Regions from separate parts of the Homo sapiens genome. Here region 2 is linked to region 1. The links are chromatin loops, found by intact Hi-C in ENCODE. Cell type or tissue: testis. All regions are shown on one strand. Links, peaks and the distances in the headings refer to the core of each region. The heading gives the core; the rest is flanking DNA.

The links. Hi-C counts contacts between places; a loop is a spot of excess contacts. Peaks named below come from ENCODE experiments on the same cell type or tissue, not always from the same donor. Only the 100,000 strongest peaks of a DNase experiment are listed, where the experiment ranks them.
Region 2: a loop joins it to region 1, with 2.1 times the contacts of the local background. A loop is called at or near these places in 8 of 110 quality-filtered maps.

What each region holds. Positions count from the first base shown.
Region 1 is chr1:25,775,257-25,784,188 of GRCh38, reverse strand. It overlaps MAN1C1 (mannosidase alpha class 1C member 1), which reads right to left. Exons shown (of 12, transcript NM_020379.4): 9 at 5,865-6,084; 10 at 3,077-3,249; 11 at 1,489-1,604; 12 at 1-526. The coding sequence ends at 400. Among named protein-coding and RNA genes, the nearest start is that of SELENON, 20 kb to the left of the region's middle. RefSeq lists enhancers at 1-467, 2,972-3,594, 3,595-4,217, 8,820-8,932. In testis, for the core only: no CTCF peak of the experiment used is centred there; a DNase peak (open chromatin) is centred at 3,488.
Region 2 is chr1:25,516,120-25,525,051 of GRCh38, reverse strand. No RefSeq gene overlaps it. Among named protein-coding and RNA genes, the nearest start is that of LDLRAP1, 23 kb to the left of the region's middle. RefSeq lists enhancers at 5,789-6,383, 6,552-7,199. In testis, for the core only: a CTCF peak has its summit at 4,407 (motif pointing right); DNase peaks (open chromatin) are centred at 4,391 and 6,851; H3K4me3 peaks cover 1,053 bases.

The DNA.
Region 1 (8,932 bases), core at 272-8,271:
TTGAAAACTATATGTGTAATTGTGACAAAACTAAACTGTAGAGAAAAGACAAAATCAAGCAAAAACAAAAACCAAGAAACCAAAAGGAAGCAAATCAAATACAAGGGGCGGATATGCAAACCTCCGGTCCTTTGGCCCTGGAATGGCAAGTGAGTGGGCTTCATAGAAATTCTCTGTAGAAAGGAATGTGTGGGCCAGTGTGGCCATGGCCCTGGCCTGACATCGCTGAGTCTCCAAGTCTTGTCTCCTCACAGAGGAAAAGAAGTTGCTTGTCCGACACATCTGCTGGGGGTCTGCCCGAGATGGGGCCTTCGTTCCCAATCCCTTTGAGAACAGTCTCAAATCCTGAAAAGGCAAGGCATCCCTGCGGCGGCCCCAGGGCGGCGGCAGGAGATGGGGTCAGTGTCTGCCCCAGGCTCTGCCGGAGCTGTCTGAGTGGTTCACCGGGAGTGGGTGGGCCTCGGTGTTGAACACCCAGTCTTCCAGGGAGAGCAAGTCATCTTCAGAGAACAGAAGATAGAGATACCTGTGCCCCACGCAGGGCAGGGAAGCAAGACACAGTCTGTCAGTGGCCTGGGGAAGAAGGGTGGGCCTGGGAACAAGTCTCAGGGCCTTTGTGATAGGCCTATGGTCAAGGTCTGGAGCCTTGCAACCCCAAAACTGTGGGCAGCAGGGTGGGGGTGCTAGTCCTGGGGAAGGAGGCTGTGGCTGCAGAGAAAAGCCTTGAGCTTTGGGGTCAGAAGGACTTAGTTTACCCTGGCTCTGCCATCAGCCAGCTTCACCTGCCCGGCCCTGTATGTGAGCCCTTATGGTCCAGATTCTCTGCAGGGGTGCCTGAGGGCTGCTGCAGTCCAGTTGACTCTCACGTGCCCCGCTGCTGCCCACTAAGACTCTATATTCAGAGTACACATTGGGGCACTGAGAAGAACATGGGGTTGTGACTCTAGAACTCCAGCTTCCAGGTTGTGGGTTTTTTCCTCACTGGAAGGAACTGATCATTCTGACCCACCCTAAAGGGTTAAAGCACAAGGGGCTTGCTTTGGGGAACAGTGAGGAAGTGGGATGGCCAACTTCCATGGCATGAAATCGAGGAGGGCACAGCAGCCACACTGCAGAGGCCACAGGAGGGAAAGTCAATGCCAGCAACCAGCACTGACATCATCATCGTTAACCCTATCCCATTTTACACACGAGGACGCGGTTCCCAGAACGGAAGCAACCTGGGGAGATAAGCGAGAAACTGAAGGAACCTGCGGTATCACACGGTGCGTCCCTAGGGAACTTGGATTCTAGCCCAGTCTCACTCTCCGAGAAAGCGGCCTGGCCCAAGGCTCACACCTGGGGTGCAGCCCTCTGGATCCCAAGCCCTTCACCCCTTTTGGGCTCCCGTCCTGTGACCACAGAACCTGACTGTGGAGGGGAGGGACTGCGGACCCCTACCCTCAACCTCCCACCTGTCCATCCCTAGGAAGAGCCCACACTGCTCACTTTAGTGTCTCCGCTAGAAAGAAGCTCTGCTGCTTGTTGTCGTGGTTGGGGGTGCTACTGTACACGTCTTGGATCCCAGAGAAACCGGCTTCTGTCCGACAGTATTTCTCCAAGGCCTGAGGAAGGGGAAGAGGAGGAGGAAAACAGCCTTAACACGGGACAGGAAAGGCCCCTCAAGACTTGTGCATGCCTGGCAGGCTGGAGCTAGAAGAAAGCAGACAGCACCCCCACCCCTTGGCTGGGGACTCCTGGCATTTGTGGGAACAGAAGGTCAAATTATTCTTTCGGGGTTTAGCCACCTGTCCCCAGGCTGGAGGGGCCACACTCCTTCCACCCACACCTCTGAGAGCTCTGGCCCGATGGGCTGCCTGTCCTGAGCTCTTCACCTGGTTTGAACTTAGAGGAAGCTTCTCTTTGTGTTTCAGGGGACTAGGCTGGTCTTACAGATTCACCCACAGTGGTAGGCAGAGGTGAAGAGAAGCCACGGGTGATGGCCATGGGCTGGGATTTGGGGACGGACTTGGTACTCCAGGGATTCTCAGGAGAGATGGCCCCTGGGCTGGAGGCAAGTGAGCCAAGCCATTCATCTTTCTATATAAATGCATTTTTTTTTCTTGAGACAAGGTCTCATTTTGTCGCCCAGGCTGGAGGGCAGTGGGGCGATCAGAGCTCACTCTGCAGCTTCAACCTCTGCAGTTCGAGCAATCCTCTTGCCTCAGCCCCTCAAGCAGCTGGGACTATAGGCGTGCGTCACCATGCCTGGATAATTTTTGTATTTTTCTGTATAGATGGGGTTTTGCCGTGTTGCCTATAGGCTGATAAATACAATTTCTACCCACGGAGGGGGTCTATGGACTGGGCATAGGAGCACAAGACGCTTGGCCTTTGAAGGCCAAGAACAATGGTCCTGGGGAAGCAGGTGGACTTAACAGGGCCAGTAAACCTGAGCATGCCCTGGACCCCGTCTGAGTGCAATGCTCGGAATGGGCACGGGGGTGGTGGGGGAGATAGGGGCAGAGAAGGCTCAGCATCCACCAGGGAACCTGCTGGAATCCCCACACCTGCCTTTGACACCTCCCCCAAGACAGCCATTAAATTTCCACCTAGGTGTGGGGCCGGAGGCTGAGGGCAGGGTAGGCCTCAAGGGCCAGTAGAGACTAGGGTGGGGGGGTCCCTCAGGCTGGGCTGCCTGTGGGAAGAGGAGGGAGGTGGAGGTGAGCTGCCCAGCTTCGAGATCAGGAAAGCGTCTGTTGGGACAGCGGTGGCCGCGTGGTGCCTGCGTGGTGCTCTAGGCAGCTGCCTAGCCTCTGACCCTCTAAGTTTGCTGAGGCCTGGTCCCAGGCCCCAAGGATATGGGCACTCAGAACCCTCTTCACAAGTCTGGCCTGTCCTGTCTCAGGACAACTTTGCCCAGCTGGGGACTCTTGGCTCTGTAACCACCACCTTGACCCTTTGCACTCTGAACTGTGGTCAGAGGTCAACGTGGCTTGGCCTTCCACTCCAGGCCCAAGCCAGGGCACCTAGCACCCAGCCTGTAAATTCTCAGGGGCATCTAGCACCTTGCTGCCCATCCCTGGGGCCCACTCACCAGCACCACCTCCCAGCCCCACTCCCTGTAGATGGGGTTGTGGGTCTGTCGCCACAGGTACATGTAGCTCTCCACCACCTCTGGCCGGAGGATGTAGTAGCTCTCGCTCAGCTGGGTGGCCACGGCCTCTCTGCCGGAGTTAAACCAGAAGGCCTCAGGCCCAAGTTTGGTGTCTGGGGAAACAGCCAAGCAGAGGGCCCAGGTCAGACCTCCCACCTCCTGCTTTTCGGGATCCAGGAGAGATGTCAGTTGCCTTGAACCCGCGGCCAGGGTGATGTCAGGTGTGTGTGGGTGTGGGGTGCCCCTGCCTGGACTGCTGTGTAAGGCTGCACCGGGCAGATGCACAGCTTCCCTCTTGGCCTGGGCTGGACAGAACAAGACCCTCGGGGACTGGAAATGTGAGCAGCTTTGGACTCTGAGAGTCCAAATGAGCTACTCAGCAGTCTGGGTAGGTGAAGGTTTGGGCGGGGTTCCACAACTGTGTACTTTGAGGCAATAGCTCTGCAAGAGGTTAGCCAGACCTCAGCCAAGAGGGTTTCGGGTTTCAACACATCTGGGGAACCGAGGGTTAAACAAAATAAGTCTCCCATCTGCAGGATTTATCAGATCCTTTAATATGCTAATGTGAAATGAGGCTTCTCCTTGGGACCCTTTGTCTTAGAAAACTGCTTTTAACACCTCCCAGAACAAACTTCGAGAGTTTGGGAACAGCTGAGGTAGAGATGGAGGGAAGATTGCCCAGGAATGCACCTACTCCCACAGAGGGAGCTGAGGAAGGAGGGCCTGAGGGAGCCTGGGTTCTGTCATTGTCACTGTTTGGTTTTGAGGCAATTTGCTGTCATTCTTGTCATATGGCCATAATTATAACCACCTCTGTAGCCACTATTTATGATTTCAAAGGCCGTGCTGGGTGCTTTAATACACTATTTCTATCCTTAAAAAATGTTTCTTTAGTAAGGTAATTGCTACTATCCCTCTCACGCATGTGGAAACTGAGGATCAGAGAGGCTAAGTAATTTGCCCAAGGTAACACAGCGAGTTGTGGCTGAGTTGGGACTTGACCCTGGATGTGTCTGATGCCTCTCCTAGGGCGGTGCTCTTTCCCTCCTGGGTCTAACCCTCATAGGCCCAACATGTAGGGTATGAGGGCCAGATCCTTCTCCCTTTAATGCCTGTCCCTCCTGTCCAGGTCACCCAAGTCCCCAGCTCCATTCCTAATGTGAGCCCTCTTCCCTACTACCAGGGTTCAAAACCCTGAGAGGCCCTAGGTTGCTTTTACTTTAGAGGCAGGGGTTAGAGGTTTGCAGGACTTCCTGCTCTTCCATGGAGGGCTTCAGGGAAGAGGAATTAGCTAGACCCTAGCCTCTCTAACCTTTTCAAATGGTGTAGCGGCTCCTGGCCATCAGAAAACAGTCATTTTGCCAAGTCGCTAGTGGGGTGAAGGCAGGAGCCACTGCTACAGGCGTCCACAGGACAAGCCGAGGCTGGCTAGAACAATATGCTTTATTAAGCGGCTGTCTTTTATGGTCTGGGCTGATTGTCTCAGACAAATAGCGAGCCTTTTATTAGTCCTGAGATTTCTTATTTGTTTATGGCCCTGGCAGAGCAAGCTCTTTGAAGAGAATGGACAACCAGTTTTAAAGACCCATTGCGAATCTCTGACTTCCTGGAAACAGCTCCAGGAGACCCCATTCAGCTGGGGCGGGCACAGACACATCATGATGGGCGGTCAGCAAGTGCCTGCAGTGCTGCTGGCCAAAGGTGGCTGCCAAGGTACTTTCTCATGGGACCCTGTGCCTCACTCTGAGACCTGTGTCATGATTCCCATCGAACAGATAAGAAAACAGAGGCTGCCCATCTGGCCTCTCTAATCTTTTCAAATGGTGTAGCGGCTCCTGGCCATCAGAAAACAGTCATTTTGTCAAGCGCTGCTTGAGCCTGGGATTTTTACTGCAAATCTTGGGTCGTCCCCTCCAACCAACACTGGGATTACCACTCAGAGCGGTGGGCGTCTCCTGGGACCACACGGGGGCTGGGGATTTTTCTGAGGGGTGCAGTTTGCGCACGGGGTGGAACCAGGCATCAGAAGGCCTGGGTTCCAGCCCAGGATCAATTCCTCATGTGCAGTGTGACTTTGGCTAAGTCACTTCCCCTCTCTGGGCTGACTCCACTTCTCTGTGTAGAATGAGGAGCCAGGCTCAGGCTCTCAAATGTGACCTCTGATTCTAGCATCGGACAATTCAGTGGTGAGTGGTGGGTGGGGAGGACCAAGCTCTCAGGCTTTCCGGTGATCATGGGTCAAAGAGGGCGACTAAACAGGTGGGAGCAGGAGGCGGTGAAACCCCCTCTAAGGAGGGTGCCGGGGGAAAGGCAGAGGCACATTTGAAAGTAGGAGACTCAGGGTGGGACATGTGCCGGGCTCAGGAAGCCGCCGTTTCTGCCTCCGGGGCTGGAGGATCCTTTACTCTGTGCCCCTCTCAAGGGACCTTGGCCAAGTAATCTCTGAGCCTCAGTTTCCTCATCTGTGTGGTGAGGTTCAGTGATGTTGTGTCAAGTGCGGAAGAGTACCAGGTACATGCAAAGCGCTTCCTGTGTCTGTACTAGTTTCCCTTTCATTCAGGGTATGGTCTCGGAGCCTGGAGAGTACCTCTCTCAAATTCTACTTAACTTCCAAGGGGAGGCTTCCCTAAGGCCATGTGCTCCCTTCGCTCACTGCTGCCGGTCTTTCCAGTTCTTCCTGGTGTCTAGCCTCAGTCTCTCCTGCTGCCCCTTCCCCTTGCAGGGTTACCTGAGCGGGCGTATGACTCGTGACACGTCTTGGTGATCTGGGCTGCGAGCTCTCGGTAGTGGGCCCTCTTTTCTTCCTTGGCATCCTCGGCGCCAAGGGCGATCATGCCCCCGGAGAAACAGGCCAGGTGCCCCATCTTGTGGTCCAGAATCCCCCCTCGCCACTCGGCAATGTAGGTCAGCCCCCCGGGAGAGACATTCAGCAAGTAGGTCTCTATCGCCTGGGAGCAAGGTGGGGATTGGGCAGGGAGAAGGGGCGTGGGAGGGCACAGAGAAGGGGGGGAAAGGATGGAAAATGAACATTTTGGAGACAGTAGCAAGGGCAGCTCTGCCAAGCCCTCCATCCCAGGCAAAGGAGGCCCATTGATCTCTGCTGGTCAAGATGCCTGCCAGGGCACAGGAGGGGCTGCTATTCGCTGGGAGGCTCAGACACAGGGCAGCTCCCCAGGGCAAGTCTCTTACACAGCCTTTAAAATCTTCCATGTTTTAAAAAACGTTAAAAAATATTTTAAGGTGATCCTCCTCCTCCATTATGTCCTCTGTTTGATCTTAACCAGAAGCCCAGCTGGCCTGTGGATGGGCTTCAGGGGTCCAGGCCCTTAAAACTGTACCCAACACTTTCTGGTGGATGTGCATCTTTATGGGAAGAGTGTCCATCTATTCTTACCAGTTTCTCAAAAAGAACCTGCAGAAAATTAAGAGCTGTTCTCTAGGAGTATCTTGTCACACGTTTCCTCATTTAATGCCTACAGCAAGCCAGGCACCTGGGCTGCCGCGCCCTACACAGACAAATGGGAGGTGTGGCAGCTTGTCCCAGGCCACCCAGCCACACCAGCCTAGAAACAAGACCCCACAATGTCCAGAGCTCTGCTTCTTCCACTACCTGATGGCCATGCCTTTTGGTGGGAAGGGAGGTGATGCTGTTGTAAAGACTCTGGGATGTCGGGGGCGTGAGGGGGTCAGACTGCTCTCACCCCAGGAGCCCTGGGGACCAAGGGGAGGGAGGAAGCTGCTCACACAGTCTCGAGGCCAGACTCCATGGGCTGGTGGGGCCTGGCCCATGGCTGGGGTCCTCTGGGGCCCTTCCAGGCCTCTGCCTCCACTTTCACCCCTCCAATCTACTCTCCAGGGGGTCTCTGTACTCTGCAATTAACAAACCGGATCATATCATCTGCCTGCTTAGAACCTTCAGTGGTTTCCAAGTGCCCTTATGTGAAAACACCAGAGGGGCCTCCAAGACTCCACGATCTGGACCTTGAGGGTGGACCTGATTCTATGGACATGGCTCTGGGGCACAGACTCATCAGGTTCAAATTTCATCTCCACCAGTTCCACGCTGTGTGACACTGGGCAGGTTGTATGTTCTCTCTGTGCCTCAGTTTCCTAACGTGTAAACTGGGGATAAGAGCATTAACTGCCTCATAGGGTTGTGAGAATTAAATGAGATATGCCTGCAGGACTTGGCCTATTTCCCAGCACAGAGCGAGTCCCCACTAATTACTGACCCCTATGATTCCACTCTAGTCTGTCTCCTGCCCCTCCCTCCTCACACCCTACCTCACCTACACTGGCCTTTTTTCACTCAGGTACCCTCCTGGCTTACAATATCTCGGCAGCCATGTAATATTTCCTTGGTGTCAGCGCTGTGCTAGGTACTGGGGCTACAGGTGTGCTGGAGAGGAGCCTGGACTCTGCCTCAGGGAGCTCACCCATTAGTGCAGAGAATTCCCAACAAAACCAAATATATATGAGAGGTGCAATTCGTTTTGTTTTGAGACACAGTCTTACTCTGTCACCCAGGCTGAAGTGCAGTGGCATGATCTTGGCTCACTGCAACCTCCGCCTCCCAAGTTTAAACCATTCTCGTGCCTCAGCCTCCCAAGTAGCTGGGTAATTATAGGCGTGTGCCACCACCCCCGGCTAATTTTTGTATTTTTAGTAGAGATGGGGTTTCACCATGTTGGCCAGGCTGGTCTTGAACTCCTGACCTCAGGGGATCCACCCACCTCGGCCTCCCAAAATGTTGGGATTACAGGCGTGAGCCACCACAACTGGCTGAGAGGTACAATTTGTGATCAGCATTTTGAATAAAACAAAGTGAGAGGATGAGATTAAAAAATGCAGGGGTATGCGGGGAGGGGCTGGACGCAGTGGCTCACGCCTGTAATCCCAGCACTTTGGGAGGCTGAGGCAGATGGATCATTTGAGCCCAGTAGTTTGAAACCAGCCTGGGCAACATGGCAAAAACCCATCTCTACTAAAAATATAAGAATTAGCCAGGCACGGTAGTGCATACCTGTAGTCCCAGCTACTTGGGAGGCTGAGGTGGGAGAATCACTTGAATCCAGGAGGCAGAAGTTGCGGTGAGCCAAGATTGCACCACTGCACTCCACTCTGGGCAATAGAGTGAGACTCTGTCATAAAAAAACAAACAAACAAAAAACCCAAGAAAACAAAACAAAACAAAAAAAACTGGGGTGGGGGCAGTGCTGTACTTTGCAGAGGGAGGTCAGGGAAAATCTCTCTGCAAAGGTGACATTCTTGAAAGCTGCATTTTTCTTCCTGCTTCGGGGCTTAGCTGGTGCTGCGCCTCCTTCCTGCATGCTCCAGCCCTGACTCTGCTAACCCCACCTCCTCCAGAATGTCACTTCCTTGGAGAGAATGCCCCAATTTAAACCAGCACTGCCACTGCCATTACCTATGGGCCCCTGTCACCCTTCTACATGGTGCCATTCCTACTTGGCATCTGTTTCTGTTGTATATCTGTCTCTCTCTCAGACTCTGAGTGCCGTGTGACAGCAGAAGCCACCAGCAGCAGCCTCCAGCCAGTGCCCGACACACAGAAGATGCTCAAGGAACACTCGCTCACTCCTGGGTCTGTTTTTTCCTTTTTTCTCTCCTGTCAGGGCCCAGGGCTGGTGGGCTGGCTGCAGGACCCACACTGAGTGGCAGATGGAAAAGCGCTGACAATGTGACATGCCAGGGCACCTGCTCCACATGGGGGAGTGCTGAGGACACCTGCAGAGCAGCCGGGCTGCAGGCAGGGGTCTGCTCTGGGCCCGGCCTGGC
Region 2 (8,932 bases), core at 245-8,244, 260 kb after region 1:
CACACTGCTGACTGCAACCCACACGAGGAGAGATCCTGCCTATGTGGGAGGCAGTGAAAAGAGCAAAGATCCAGGAGCCGTGTCTAATCCTGCTCCTTCTGAGCCGTGTGGCCTCGGGCAAGTGTATGTCACTTCTTTCCGCCTCAGGTTCCTCATCTGCAAAGTGGATCTAATAGTACCTCCCTCATAAGGTTGATGCGAGGATAAGTAGGATCACGTATGGGGATTGCTGCCTTAATCACTTCAGCATTGTTCCTGTGCACGTGGCACCTCCTACTCCAAGTCCCTGGGACTCTCTGGGGACCTTCTCTGGCCGTGAGGCAGGTCCAGCCTCCTTACAGAGGATGTCGGAAGGGCAGGGGAGCTGCTGTCTTTCAGAGCAGTCCTCAACCAGAGGTGGGTGGGAATTGGTGGATAAATGCCCCAGCTTTCTCAGCCCTTGATTAGGACAATCCGAGGCACATCCTGTCCAGTTCCCAGTGGACTCCAGCAGGGTTGAGCCCCAGCGTCCCTGGCCATAGCCAGTTCGCCAGCACAGCCTGAACTGGTCCTGCCTCATTTCCCCACTTCCCACCTTGCTTCTTGGGGTCACTGCCCAAGGGAACTACCTGCTCTCTCATCCTTGTCTCCGGGTCAGCTTTTGGAGGACCCCAACCCAGCAGCAGCCAAGATGATCAATAACCAGAATTGCCTCTTAATGCTACTGAAATTTACACAGTGAGGCCACACGTGCTCCGTCCCTGCAGTGACCCCGCAGGTAGCGGGACCCATGTACTCCACTTTACAGATGGAGAAACTGAGGCTCAGAGAAGAGCAGTGATTTGCTGAGGTCATCCCACTGTCAAGCAGAAGGGCTAGCACTGGGCTGGCTATTTCCCATGGGCTCAGCTTTGAGTGGCTCTGGGTCCCCGGAGGACCTTGAGCTGGCTGGGCAGGTGGTCCCTGCCCCTCTGATGCTCTCCCTGACTGGTTGGGCTGACTCTAGCCCCTACGTGGGGCCTGGAACAGTGAAGAGCAAATGGGCTGGTAGTAAGAATGGCTGGTTATTAAAACCATCTATCACTCAGAAGGCCTGACCTCATTCTGTCCCAGGAAAGCCAGTCCTGCCTGGGCTGGCCAGGGGGTTACGGTGGGGTGGAAGGGGTGGGGCTGACCCAGGAGGAAAGGGTGGGCGGGGGCTACGCAAGGCCAGAGAGTAGCTTGGGTGGGATGAGGTCAGAGACAACTGCTGGGTATCTGTGTCTCCGCAGTGTGAGGGTAGCCAGTGCCCCAGGGACAGTGAGAGGAGGCGACAAGGCTAGTGTGATGCACCTTTGGGCCGTGGCCTGAAGAGGGGACCCTTGCTCAGGAAGAAGGGGTGGGTCCCTGCCTTTAATTCCCTCATCACTGCCTGAGCCATGCAAGTGCTGAATCCACCAGATCCAGGTTCCCAAGTGCCAGAAGACGGGGATCGGGGCAAAACGGTGGCTATGACGTGAACCCTGAATGTGCCAGTGAGTGGCCACTATTAGTGAGTACCAACAATGTGCCACGCATTTGTGTTGGGCACTCAATACACATCTCATTTCACTCAGGTGAATGGTTAGGGGCCTGAGTTCTGGAGGAAGAAGGTCCTGGGTCAGGATCCAGGCCCCCACCATGGGTATCTGTGTGCTTTGGTGAGTTGCCTCGCCCTGCTAGCTTTACTTTCCATTTCCACACCTGTAAAGTGGAGTAACAATGGCACCCGCCTCATGGGAAGGATGTGGCGAGGATTTGGTGATGGATCATGTTCATCATGCTCAGCTTAGAGCCTGGCACGTGGGACACTTATTAATTGGCAGCAGAGATGATGACAGGGGGCCCTACTCTGTCCAGGGTGCTGTGCCGAGTGCTTTTCATGGATTATCTGATTTAAACTTCATAACCACCCAGAGGCGGTGGGACTGTGATTGGCCCCCCTCTTACAGGTAAGGAAGCCAACTCAGAGGGGTGAAGTCTCTGACCCAAGGTCACACAGCTGCTGGATGGCAGAAGTGGGATTTGAATCTAGGTCTCTGCCTTAGAAGCCTGATTCGCAAAAACCCCTCACCCTTCTTCTTACCACCCCGTACCCTCATATATGAGGTTAATAACTCACTATGGTTCATCTCTCTGGTCCTTTAAGAAATACTTCTGGGTGAGGCTTTACTGGAGGCTCAGAGAGGGCAAGGGACTGGCCTGGGGCTGCAGAGCTAAATGGTGGCAGAGCTGGTCCTAGGACCCAGGCCCTCTGGCTCTCTGGCCAGGCCTCATGCCCACCCATAAGAGATCATTCAGGACCCTGGATGTCATTTCCATCTCTGCTCTGCTCTCTCGAGGTGGGGCTCTGATCTCCCATCCCTGTCCCCGCCTCACTCCTTTGTAGAAAGGTTCCAGGCCCCATGGGAGCTTCTGGGCTTTTCTTCCTAAGGCCACTGAACTGTGGGATTGAAGCCTCATTCTTTTCTCTTCCATCGATAGGTAATTTGCCTGGAACATGTTGAGCACTTTAAAAATTTGGTCACATTGCAGTGTCTGGGTTACCATGGTGACCTCACTTTGAATTTGCTTCCCAGGGGAGGCTGGTAATAATTAATACAGCACTTAGTGCTGGCTGCCCGCAGAGTGTGGGGGAGGATTCTGGAGTCCCCTGGGATCCGCTTCCCTAGGGGGAGCACTGCTTCCTCCTCTGAGCAGGATCCTGGGGTTCTCCAAGGAGAAAGTGGGTGGGGGGAGAGGACCTGCCCACCCTGCCCACCCCTTCGGCAGGCCCAGCAGCCATGCTGTCAGAGCTGGTCTATATCGGGATGGGGAATTCAGGGCTCAAGGGAGAGTGTGTGACTTGACCAAGGCCACACAAGATCCAGACAGCATCACCATTGGGTGGAAAGCTGATTTCCTAAGCTTTAGGACAGAGCTCCAGTGATTGCCAAGTTTGAGGAAGCCCAGCTCCAAAACTTCTCCCCTTCCAGAATGCCTGGAACACAGTGCAAATGCCCCAAGCTGGGGGTGGAGTGGGGAGGTCAGGGTGGGTGGGAGGCAGTCATGGCCCATTCAATGCGAAGTGGGTTCTCAGATGACCCAGGGTGTTGGGGACCAGGCTCAGAGGAACTTTGGCGGAGGGAACTGGAGAGGTTGGGATGGGGAGAGGAGCCTGAGAGGGAGGTCCTACAGGACAGGCCTTAGACATTTCCGGCAAAGGGTGGAAGAGCAGTGAAGGGGCATTCTGCTTCTCATGATCTTCTCCATTCCTCTCCTCCCCAGCATTTCTTGGTCTCCACCCACGCCAGTTCTTGTAGAAAGAAGAGTAGAAGGACGTGTAACAGAAAGAAGAAGAAATCTCTGTTAGGGCTGAGTGCAGTGGCTCATGCCTATAATCCCAGCATTTTGGGAGGCTGAGGCAGGAGCATCTCTTGAGCCCAGGAGTTGGAGAGCTGCCTGGGCAACATAGTGAGACCCCATCTCTAAAACAAAAAACAAATTAGCCAGGCATGGTGGTATGTGCCTGTAGTCTCAGCTACTTGGGAGGCTGAGGCAGGAGGATTGCTTGAGCAGAGGAGAAAGAGGCTGGGTGACAGAGTGAAAATGTCTCAAAAAAAAAAAAAAAAAAATCCAGGCTGGGGATGGTAGCTCACGCTGTAATCCCAGCACTTTGGGAGGCCGAGGCAGGTGGAACACCTGAGGTCAGGAGTTCGAGACCAGCCTGGCCAACGTGGTGAAACCCTGTCGCTACTAAAAACACAAAAATTAGCCAGGTGTGGTGGCACATGACTATAGTTCCAGCTACTCGGGGGGCTGAGGCAGGAGAATCGCTTGAACCTGGGTGGTGGAGGTTGCAGTGAGCCAAGATTGTACTCTAGCCTGGGTGACAAGAGTGAAATTCCATCTCAAAAAAAGAAAAGAAAAAGAAATCCAGACTGCATCCCACTTTTTCCAGATGGGGAAAGTGAAGCTCAGAGAGGCCTTAGAGATGTAGAGAGACCACAGCCAATAAGTGGTCAGCTGGAGATTCAAACCCACATCAGTGCATGTAGCATCTGCACTCTTAACCTTTACCCTCGGGCAGGGTTCTCTCCCTGATCCACATTCCCCTTGGGGCCTGAGCCGAGGGCTTGGGGAGTTTAGCTCTGATGTAGAGTTGGAGGGCAGGATGGGCCTGAGGCAGGAGATGGGGAGGAAAACTAGGCTGGCTTCTCTGCTGGAAACTGGAGCAGGTGTGGCTGAATCAAAAATGCTGGAAGCTTGGGAGCTCCAACCATGGAAGTGGGTTTTAGTAGAGGGTTGGGGAGAAGGGGAAAGGGGAAAATGGCTTTGGTATCTTTGCTCACGTCCAAAAACAACTGAGTTTGTGGTGTACCCTTGGTCTCAAAGGAAAACAAACCTGTGACTTTAGTATGCTGCCACCAGGTGGCGGTGTAATGTGGCTACTCATATCACAGATTCACCTCTATTAAAATAAATTGCACTCATTTTTCAAAAGGATAAAAGTCTTTAAAGAATTAGATTTATATATTATTTCACTTGATTCTTAAAAACTAAGGTAACATTTTAGGGGAAAATGCCTGAGATATAGTTTGGTTCATTCTTCCCTGATCCTTAACTTTCATCTACCTACCCTAAGCCTGGGCTTTCTGGTGATCTGTCTGTATGGTCCTAGTCAACAGCCAGTGAAGCCCACCCCAAAAGTTTTCATGCCAACTCGAGAAGCCAGAAAGAGCAAGGGACACAGTCAGCTCTCATCCTTCCCCTCAATTAGCCCAATTCTGGAGATAGCTGCCCACCACCCCTAGGCTGCCTAACTTCTACATAGACTTTACATATATTGTGGCTCTCCTCCCACTGGGTTTTAATTCCGTTTTTTTTTTTTTTTTTGAGACGGAGTCTTGCTCTGTTGCCCAGGCTGGAGTGCAGTGGGTTATCTCGGCTCTCGGCTCATTGCAACCTCCACCTCCGTGTTCAAGTGATTCTCGTGCCTCAGCCTCCCAAGTAGCTAAGACTACTGGCGCACACCACCATGCCCGGCTAATTTTTGTATTTTTAGTAGAGACGGGGTTTCACCATCTTGGCCAGGCTGGTCTCGAACTCCTGATCTCAAGAGATCTGCCTGCCTCAGCCTCCCAAAGTGCTGGGAATACAGGCATGAGCCACTGTGCCAGGCCTGGGTTTTAACATGACTGTCCGCCACACCAGAAGGTTAGTCCCTCCAAGCAGAGACCATGACTCATTCATCTGCTACTGTTCTAGGTCTTAACCACAATGGCCGGCACATGGGCGATGATCAGCAGTTGGTTGAATGAATAAATGAATTGCTATTTCACAGCTGAGGAAACTAAAGTTCCTGGAGAGAAATAATACCAATAATAATAATAATAATAATAATTGGCATTTGCTATGTACCTACTATGTCCCAGACATATATTAACTCTAGTTTCCACAACAATTCTAGGATACCATTATTATGCACATTATGCAGATGAGGGGACTGAGGCTGAGAGACATTTGAGATGGGGGAGGGAGCAACTGAAGGGGACCCAAGTCCAGTTCAGTAGCTCATTTGGGAGAGGAAGTTGAGGGCAGGCATCACTCATCCTGCTGTTCATTTATTCAGGACAAGTTTACTGCAGTTAGATGTCCCTGCTAGGCCTGTGGTGGGTGAGCACACAGAAGGGATGAGTGCTCATCACTCTGGCTGAGGCAGGAGGCAGCCTGAGTCCAAACCTCAGTGCCTTGGGCCAGGCCTGGTAGCTCACGCCTAGCAGTGCTTTGGGAGGCCGAGGCAAGGGGATCACTTGAGCTCAGGAGTTATGAGACCAGCCTGGATAACATAGCGAAACTCTGGCTCTCCAAAAATAAAAAAGTTAAAAATTAGCCAGTCGTGGTGGTCCATGCCTGTAGTCCTAACTACTCAGGAAGCTGAGATGAGTGGATGGCTTGAGCCCTGGAGTTGAAGACTACAGTGAGCTATGATCATGCCACCACCCTCCAGCCTGAAAGGTGACAGAGCGAGACTCTGACCCTAAAAAAATAAAAAACGGGCCAGGCGCGGTGGCTCACGACTGTAATCCCAGCACTTTGGGAGGCCGAGGCAGGTGGATCACGAGGTCAGGAGTTCAAGACCAGCCTGGCCAAGATGGTGAAACCCCGTCTCTACTAAAAATACAAAAATTAGCTGGGTGTGCTGGCAGGTGCCTGTAATCCCAGCTACTCGGGAGGCTAAGGCAGGAGAATTGCTTGAACCCAGGCAGCAGAGGTTGCAGTGAGCCGAGATCGCGCCACTGCACTCCAGCCTGGGAGACAGACTGAGACTCTGTCTTAAAAAAATAAAAATAAACAAAATAAAAATAAAAAAACACTGTAATCCCAGCACTTTGGGAGGCTGAGGCAGGTGAATCGTGTGAGGTCAGGAGTTTGAGACCAGCCTGGCTGACATGGTGAAACCACGTCTCTACTAAAAATACAAAAATTAGCCAGGCGTGGTGGTGGGAGCCTGTAATCCCAGCTACTCAGGAGGCTGAGGCAGGAGAATCACTTGAACCCTGGAGGCGGAGGTTGCAGTGAGCCGAGATGGCGCCATTGCATTCCAGCCTGGGCGACAGAGGAAGACTCCGTCTCAATAAATACATATAAATACATAAATTAAAAACAAAAAACCTCAGCACCTCGTGTACAACCTGAGAGGCTGCGCCCCCAGCAGCTTTCAGCAGCTCTCTCTGCAAGGTCTCAAAAACTGCTGCCACCATCTTAAACTTAATATCCTCGCGCCACGTGGTCCAGGTATGTTTGTTTGTTGGGAGAACAGGGAAACCGCTCTGGCAGAAGGCCAGGGAACGTCTCTTTGCATCCCATTGGTAGCGCCTCATTAGGTCAAGCGCTACTCCTGAACCAATCAGGGGCCTGAAGCATGGCCTCGTGGGTTGGCTCCGCCCCCACACGCGGGGAGTGTTGATTGCAGCCTCAGGCAGGTTGGTGAAATGAGAGGTGATGGGATGGAAAAGAGGAGGCGGCCACATTGTGTACTCGCTCCCTTTGCACAAAGCTGCGACCTTCCCCACCTTCCTCAAGGGAGCTGCTGGGTGGAGACAAGCCAAGAGCTCCGAGTGCAGGAGGCCCCCTTCCACCCAGCACCCTGTAGCTGTGAGAGCTTGGCCCAGGCCCAGCCTCCTCACCTGCACGGAGCTAAGGTGAGGGTCCCACTGAGGCAGGGCACGAGAAGGCACCTCGCGCACAGTAGCCCCCTTTCCAACCCGCGTGATATTCTGATTGGCCTACATCTCTCTCCCACTGCCAATCCGTGCACACAGCCCCTCTCCCTAGGCCTCTCCCAGCTGCGACGTGGCAAGAGGAGTCCCAGAGATGTGGGAGACTGGCCGACTGACGGCAGCCAAAGGCTGACCTGCTGCGCACTTCCCTGGATCGGTGGCAGGGGGCGTGTCTCTGAGTGGGTGGGGACAGGCCTCCCCCAGGTGTCAGCAGCATCTCCTGTTTTTCGTGTCCAGCACCTGCTTACCATTGCGGTAAGAGTGTCCCAGTTTTTTCTTGGGTATAGGGTGCCCAAGTCCAGTCCCAGCCATAGTCTGTGTCATGTTCCACAGTGACTGGTTCAGGGGTGGCCAGAGCCAGGCAGAGTCAGTCTGAGTGGCTCTTAGGACTTTTGCTTGTTTACCATTGGAGGGAACCTGGCTGTAGAACTAGAGGCTGCCAGTACCTTCTTGCCACCAGGTAGAGAGTGACAATGAAGCCAACACTCAAAGGAGACATAGCTGAGGCAAGACCGGGGAGAAAACAGGTCTGATGGTGACACCTGAGCCCCTTTGTCCACCCTTCCTGAAGCCAGCTGTACCCTCTGGAGTTTTCAGTGATATGAGCCAATTAACTTCCTTTGCTTAAATCCCATTTGATTTGGTTTTCTGTTGCTTGCAACCAAAAGATCCTAACCCTAACCCTAACCCTTGGTGATACCATCTCAGCTTGGGGTACAGAAGAGAAGGTGGAGGTGGCAGGGAAAGATTGGGATTCAGGGTCTCCTCCAGAGAGCTTCCAGGCCACGGGGACAGAGCTGGACAGAGACCCCTTCCTTACAGCCAGGCTGAGTGTCAGCCACATAAGGCCCTGGTACAAGCCTTGGAGGGTGAGGCCTCCCAGAGTGGGTGTTGGGTGTTGGGTGTTGGTCATGGCAGCTGCAAGTGGTCACTCAGGTTCAGATGCCTTCCTGGACAGCTGGGGAAGACAGGTGTCAGCAGCTGTGGAGACAGCACTCTAACGGAATGGGGCAGCTGCGTGGCCAACATCAGGAGCAAAAACTGGGGTGCAGTGGGGGGAAGAGGCTATTCAAGGGTAGCATTAGGGACTCCCCAGAGTGACCTCTTTGTCATAGCTCCTTCAGCCCCTACCTCAGAGCCTCAGTGTTTCCTGCCCACAAGATAATACAGCACATTGGGAGGGGGTGACATCCAGGGGGTCCTGACTTCCTAGACACCCTCACCCAGTCTTGGGGACTTGTAGGACAATCTTGTGATTGAAGCACCCAGGCCCTGGAGCACACCAGCCTGAGTTTAAATCCCAGCTTCTCCACTTCCTGCCTATGTGACCCTGGGAAATGTTCCCTGCCTCTCTGAGCCTCAGTTTCCTCATCTGTGAGGTCAAGGTAACTCTCCCAACCCCCCAGGATTGCTGTAAGAGTAATGAGAAGGGCACGTGGGGTCTGGCATGAGGGAGGAGCTTTGAAAGCTTTTCTCTTATTGGTGTCTTCAGGACTGGGCAGGCTCTGAGGAGGAAGAGAGGCAGGAGTGCAGACTACGGATGGAAAGAGGATCCGGAGGCTGCCAGTCAGATTCTAGTGCTCTTTCCCTCATTCAGCAAACATTTATTGAGCACCTACTATGTGCCAGGCATGATTCCAAGTGCCAGGGATACAGCAGTGAAAAGAGATAAA